Linked DNA regions of Mus musculus: region 2 is linked to region 1. Evidence: chromatin contacts called from ENCODE Hi-C or POLR2A ChIA-PET data. All regions are on one chromosome and are shown on one strand. Each heading gives the region's core, a stretch centred on a gene start or an enhancer-like site at or near the end of the contact. The rest is flanking DNA. Distances are from core to core; before and after follow the strand shown. Region 1 holds the start of Cant1 (calcium activated nucleotidase 1). Region 2 holds the start of Engase (endo-beta-N-acetylglucosaminidase).

The links. A loop is a pair of places that touch in the nucleus more often than their neighbours do. ChIA-PET counts read pairs that join two places held with the same protein, here RNA polymerase II (POLR2A).
Region 2: a loop to region 1 is called in a map of T-helper 2 cell, with 2.1 times the contacts of the local background. The contact joins the promoter of Engase here to the promoter of Cant1 in region 1. A Hi-C loop is called at or near these places in 2 of 37 maps with a recorded cell type or tissue (T-helper 2 cell and mouse trophoblast stem cell). POLR2A ChIA-PET finds 5 or more read pairs at or near these places in 3 of 5 experiments (Patski and embryonic stem cell).

Annotation. Positions count from the first base shown.
Region 1 is chr11:118,417,715-118,420,414 of GRCm38, reverse strand. It overlaps Cant1 (calcium activated nucleotidase 1), which reads left to right and starts at 1,297. Exons shown (of 5, transcript NM_001025617.2): 1 at 1,297-1,485.
Region 2 is chr11:118,475,407-118,478,106 of GRCm38, reverse strand. Engase (endo-beta-N-acetylglucosaminidase) reads right to left here and starts at 1,275. Exons shown (of 14, transcript NM_172573.3): 1 at 1,003-1,275. The coding sequence starts at 1,121.

The sequences.
Region 1 (2,700 bases), core at 48-2,547:
GACTCACTGGGGCTCAGTGGCCAGCCAGGCTAGCCTACTCAGCCAGTTCCAGGCCATCCAGAAACCGAGGTTGTCCTCTGGCCTCTAGGGGAACGCAAGTGCACCTGTGAATATATAAACCCACACAGATGCGTGTTCTCTCTCTCTCTCTCTCTCTCTCTCTCTCTCTCTCTCTCTCTCTCTCTCTCTGTGTGTGTGTGTATGTGTGTGTGTGTGTGTGCGCGCGCGCGCGCGCGCGCCCCTGGAACACCGACTCTGCCATCTCTCATAAAGGTTAAGCTGGGCAGAACTGAGCAATGTATTATTTAGAGTTGCACAGCTATGTGTTGTCTGCAAAGGAAGGCTTGAGAAAGATGAGCACAGTATTCGGGACCATGCCTCCCGTTGCAGGTGTAAGGAGAGGAGCTGGGAATTGGAAGGAATACCTAGAGTGCTTTAAAAATCCTACGAGCAATCTGCTATTCCGAGTGGAGAAGCTGTAACAAATAGAAGGTGGCTGATTGGGACTTGGTTTGGTCTGACACGAACATCAGAGAATTCAAGAAAGATGGCCTGCCAACCCAAGCACAGAAGAGGGAACCCAGCACATTTCTATTTTTCACATGTAATTTAGTATATATTCTAACGTTAGTTAGTGTATGTCCCAGAGGACAAAAAGGGGTGGAAGAAAGGGTTGTTTTTCACCGTGTTGGGTTACATATTTTGAATTCGTCCCAACTGTGCATCGGTTACTTCCCAGAAGGCTTTTGGGAGACTCAGGGATGAGGCTGAAGTCAGGAGGCAGGGCTGACTCTCTCCATGGTTGATGAGGGCCTCTTAAAGTCCTTACATGCCACCACTGTCTAGGACTGAGCCGGTATCACACAGCACAGAGCTCAGGGCAAGGCAGGCTGGGAAAAGATGAACCGGGGTCCTCCGTTTGTAAGGGCTATTGACTACAGTCGGCGGCGGGAACACACCACCATCCTCTGGTCCTGCTGTGGAATCTGGTCAGCATTGGCTATGACCAGCTGGAACTGCTCAGAAGAGGGTCTGAGGACTAGGGCGGCAGAGAGGAGTCCTAACTTCTAAACTTCCTGAGACGAAGGTCGGGGGGACCAGGCAAAGAACCCTGAAGCTTAACTGGGGAACGACAGACAACTCCTTTGCTGGATTTCCGCGCCTCAATTACAAGCTCAAGCGAAAAACTACGATTCCCAGCAGCCCGGCGCTCAGTGCGCAGGCGCAGAGCAGAGACTGGGTGGGCGAGTAGAGGAAGACACATAGAGCAAAGGCTGCCGGGAAGACGTGGCTGTAGGCAACCGAGAGTGCGGCGCAGGAAGACACTTAGAGCAGAGGCTGCCGGGAGCGCGCGGCCAGAGTGAGGCGCAGGCGCAGAACAGAGACTGCCGGGAGCGCGCGGCGGGGCGGAAGTGGCCGCCTGCCCTGTCCGGCCCTACGCAGGTAGGCGGCAGCCCGCAGGCTCCGGAGCCAGGCCCTCAGTGGGTGAGTGACGGTGCGCCCGCGGCCGGGTGCCCTCCCTCGCTGTGTTCTGGGGCCTGTTGCCACCCGCATCCGTCCGGCCCGGCCCCAGGCACCTCAAACTCCCCCCCGCAGCTAGGCTGTGACGGGTGCCGGACAGACAGACGTCTTTCCCCCTCTGGCTTGTGTGGGAGACCTCCCCTTTCTGATGAGGGTGCCGTGCTGAAGTAGTGCGAAACTTCTTCCTCTTCTGACTAGCATGCTTCAAATGCCCCTAGCGACAGTACCTTCCCTCCCTCCCTGCCTGGCCTGGGCACGGGCTCTCCAGTTTGGCACTTGATCACCTCTCTAACAGACCCACCTACGCACCCCATCCTCACCTGTAACCGCCCACTTCCTTGCTCCTGTCCTGGCTCTTCTTGCTGTCATCTAAGATTGGACCTTCCCCCTAGGCAGCATAGTGCACTATCCTTTTTTACTACCCGACTACCGACACCCCCTGCTTCTTCTGCACACCCCCTAGTCCCTTTCTGCACATACAACCCTAATCTCGGCTAGACTCTCCCAGCCTCGAAGTCGGGCATCACCTGGTCCATCCTTACAGAGCTTCCTGCCCCTAGCACCTGTGACATTCATACGCCTCCAGTAAACCCAAGCACCTTTCTGCAGTCACTCGGGAGTGCCTCAGTAACCAGCTTCATTTCCCAGTTCCATCTCAGGTCTATATACTGGACAAAGCTTAGACCTGGGAACCTGGTCTCACGGTGTCAGTGGGGCCTGACTGACTAGATCTTACAAGCTCCCAAGACTGTCCTGCATGTACTGCAGACCCTGCCTTGGGAACTCCTTCTCCCTGCCCCTCTGGGGCTTGTCTGAGGACCATCCTTCTGGACTGGGCTACAGGCCCTCCTTTGAGCTGCTCCCTAGACCTCGGCCTAGCAGTCTTGCTGGAACCCGTGAGCACAGCCTACTTCCTTCTGGATAAGACAAGGGATCTCTGTCACATAGAGCCCAGAGCGTCTTTGCTTGGCTAGAGACAGAATTCTGTGTGCTTTCTTGCTTTCTTTGTTCCATTTGACCTGTTATAAAAAAGTAAATGCTTCTTGCAACTGAATGGACCATGTACTGTGACCATATTGTCCCTCAGTCCCCTTTACCACGTAATATGCACCAGTGTGTCCAGGAATGCATGACATCCTCTGCCTGCTGAGCAGCGGGGACAGGAGGAGAGGTCTAGAG
Region 2 (2,700 bases), core at 26-2,525, 58 kb before region 1:
CTGTAAGTAAACTGAGGAGCCTTTGGAACTGCGGGGATGGCCAGACAGTAGCAGGCTAAAATGGAGACGTCATCTTTTTCTTGTGGTGCTAGGGGCTCAAACCCAGAACTTCCTACATCCTAGGCAAGTGCTCTGCCATGAATCTCTCTCAAGACCTTCCATTTTAATTTTTGCGATGTGGCCTCACTACACCAGGTTGGGGCCTCAAACTTGTGATCCTCTTGCCTCACCCCATCAAGGAGTTGGAATTAAAGGCCTGTGTCATCAGGCCATGCAAAACACCCGCCTTTGAAATCTCACCACCAAATACTCCTCTTCCAGATGGCGCCCCCCTGGCTGACTCCTTTATCCTTCAGCTGCACCCAAAGGAACTCAAAGTCATCCCGTCTGCCCATGCCCACCTGTCACCTGAATGTCCCTCCAGTAAGAAGGAAAAGGACCTCTTAGGATGGCTTCTACCCACAAATACCTTTCCCGTCGGTCAGCAACCATCCTAAAGTCTGAATAGCCCATCTGTCTCACTGCTGTGGGTTTAAAAACGAAGCAGGACACATCAAGTTTGTGCTGATACCTTTCCCAGTGTCCCACCGACCACGGGGTTACAACCCTGGACCAGGGGGGTATGTCTGTCCACTTCTTTGCCTTTGTGCCTTTGCTCATTCTGATCCACCTAGTACAGTCCTCGTCCCTAAAGATTCAGTTCAAATATTACACGAACAGAAAGCCATCCATGTTCGGGATTGCCTAATCTATAGGGCCAAAGGAAGGTGCAGTAGCCTTGGCGCCAGACTGCCAGAACGAGATCCCGATGGGCTGGGACAGGGTCCGTCATAGGTTAGGAACAAGGGAGCTGCTAACTTGCTCGGGTGGCCCGTCTGCGACCGGGGATAGAAGGATGGAGGGACGTAGGTTTGTCCGCAAGCGACAGACAGTGTCGCGCTGCACGACAGGCAGCATGGCCACCCCAAGCCCAGACCTGGAGCTCAGCCCAGCCGTGCGCACCTCCGCCCCTGCCTCCGCCGCCCCGGCCTCCGCTCCGTCTGGTCCCGCGCCTGCTTCTCCGGGGCCGCGGGGCTCCGCTGCCTTGCAGCTCCCCGGGTCAGCACCGACGAGGTCTCCATGACTGTCAGCGACTGCCGACCGCTAAGCCCTCCAGACACTGCTCCAACAGCCAATCGCAAGCCTGGGCCTGCCCCTGCCGCAGCTCTCAGCCAATGGTGAGTGTGCAGCGCCGCGGTTGGCTCGCACCGAGTTCCGGCTAGGATCTGTCCACGTTCTGCAAGCGGCGGGTGTAGAGCCTGAGTTAAATAACCGGAGAGACGGGGCGGGACCTGATGGGCGGGGTCTAGGAGAAAGGCGGGGCTGCGTGGATCCTGAGCCCAAGGTTCTGAGACCCAAAAAAGTGTTATTTAGAGTTAGCCACGAAGTTTTCTTTCCAGACGAATGAAACAATCTGCCAGCGACAACCAAGTCGGTACACGTTAGCAATGAGCCCTGGAACTGGGCCACAGAGACTGGTGGCCTAGCTTCCCTGGGTCCCTGGCTCCTTGGATCCCTGGATTCCTGGATGGGATCTAATATTACAGGCACCTGTAATATTCTGCTTTTTTTAAGAAATTAAAATATAATTACATGTTTCCCTTCCCTTTCCTCCCTCCAATAGTTCCTGTGTACCTCATCCAATCTCTCTCAAATTCATGATTTTTACTTCTTTAATGTTTGTCATCTACGTGTGTGTATATATAAACACAACCTGTTCGGTCCCTTTAATGTTACTTGTATGCAAATGTTTTCAGGGCTGACCGTTTGGAATTGGATAACCAACACAGGCTGACGATTGTCTTTTCTTACTAATGAACAAAAGAAAGAGGTGTTATAACCAGCTTGAGGCAGGGCTCCATGGGATGCTATAGCCAGGTACGATGGGAAACCTAGGAGTAAAGGCAGGTGGAGAGATGGGGGCAGTGCTGCTGACCTGGAGGGACTGTTTCCATCTGTCCTGTAGGGTGGTCAGCATGGTGAGCATGGATAGTTTTCCCCTGAATGCATTCTTCTTACTCTTAAGCCTGTGTTCTGCAGGAAATAAATCCTCTCAAGTATTCAGGGTCCAGGAAGCTGCATCTGCCAGAGGGCACCTCCCACAGTACCTGGGCACAGAAGAGATTCACAGTAACCTTGATGGTCCTGTGTTCAGAGCGGTGAGCAGAAATGCCAGAAGACGAGGAAATGGCTTCTCCTCCCTGAGCCCAATACCCCTCTGCAGCTTGCAGCTTCTGGCCCCACAGCAGCTTGCCCAAGCCAAGTTCTCTGGGCCTCTTTATTACTGTTTACAGGCTTTGAGCTTTATGAGGCCCCAAGCATCCATAAACGCCAAGGGTGGGGATGGTGACTAAGGTGGTTGAATATAGGCCCTGGTTACATTGCCTGTTGGCCAGTCGGCCAGGGAAGGGACGCTGGGGAGCAGGACACTCTGATCTGTGGGACACAGTTGGCAGGACACCTCTTCCCACTGACCCAGGGTGGGGAGGGAAGCTCTGTGTGGGGCTGCGACAGAGAGAAGGTAGCAGGTCACAAGCCCAAACACAGTCATCTACTATAACGCCTTGTGGAGCAAACACAACTATCTTGAAAGCTGTGTAGATCGTCCCTCCACCTCCCAACTCCCTGCCTCTGTACTCTAGGTGCCCCCCCTCCAAGACC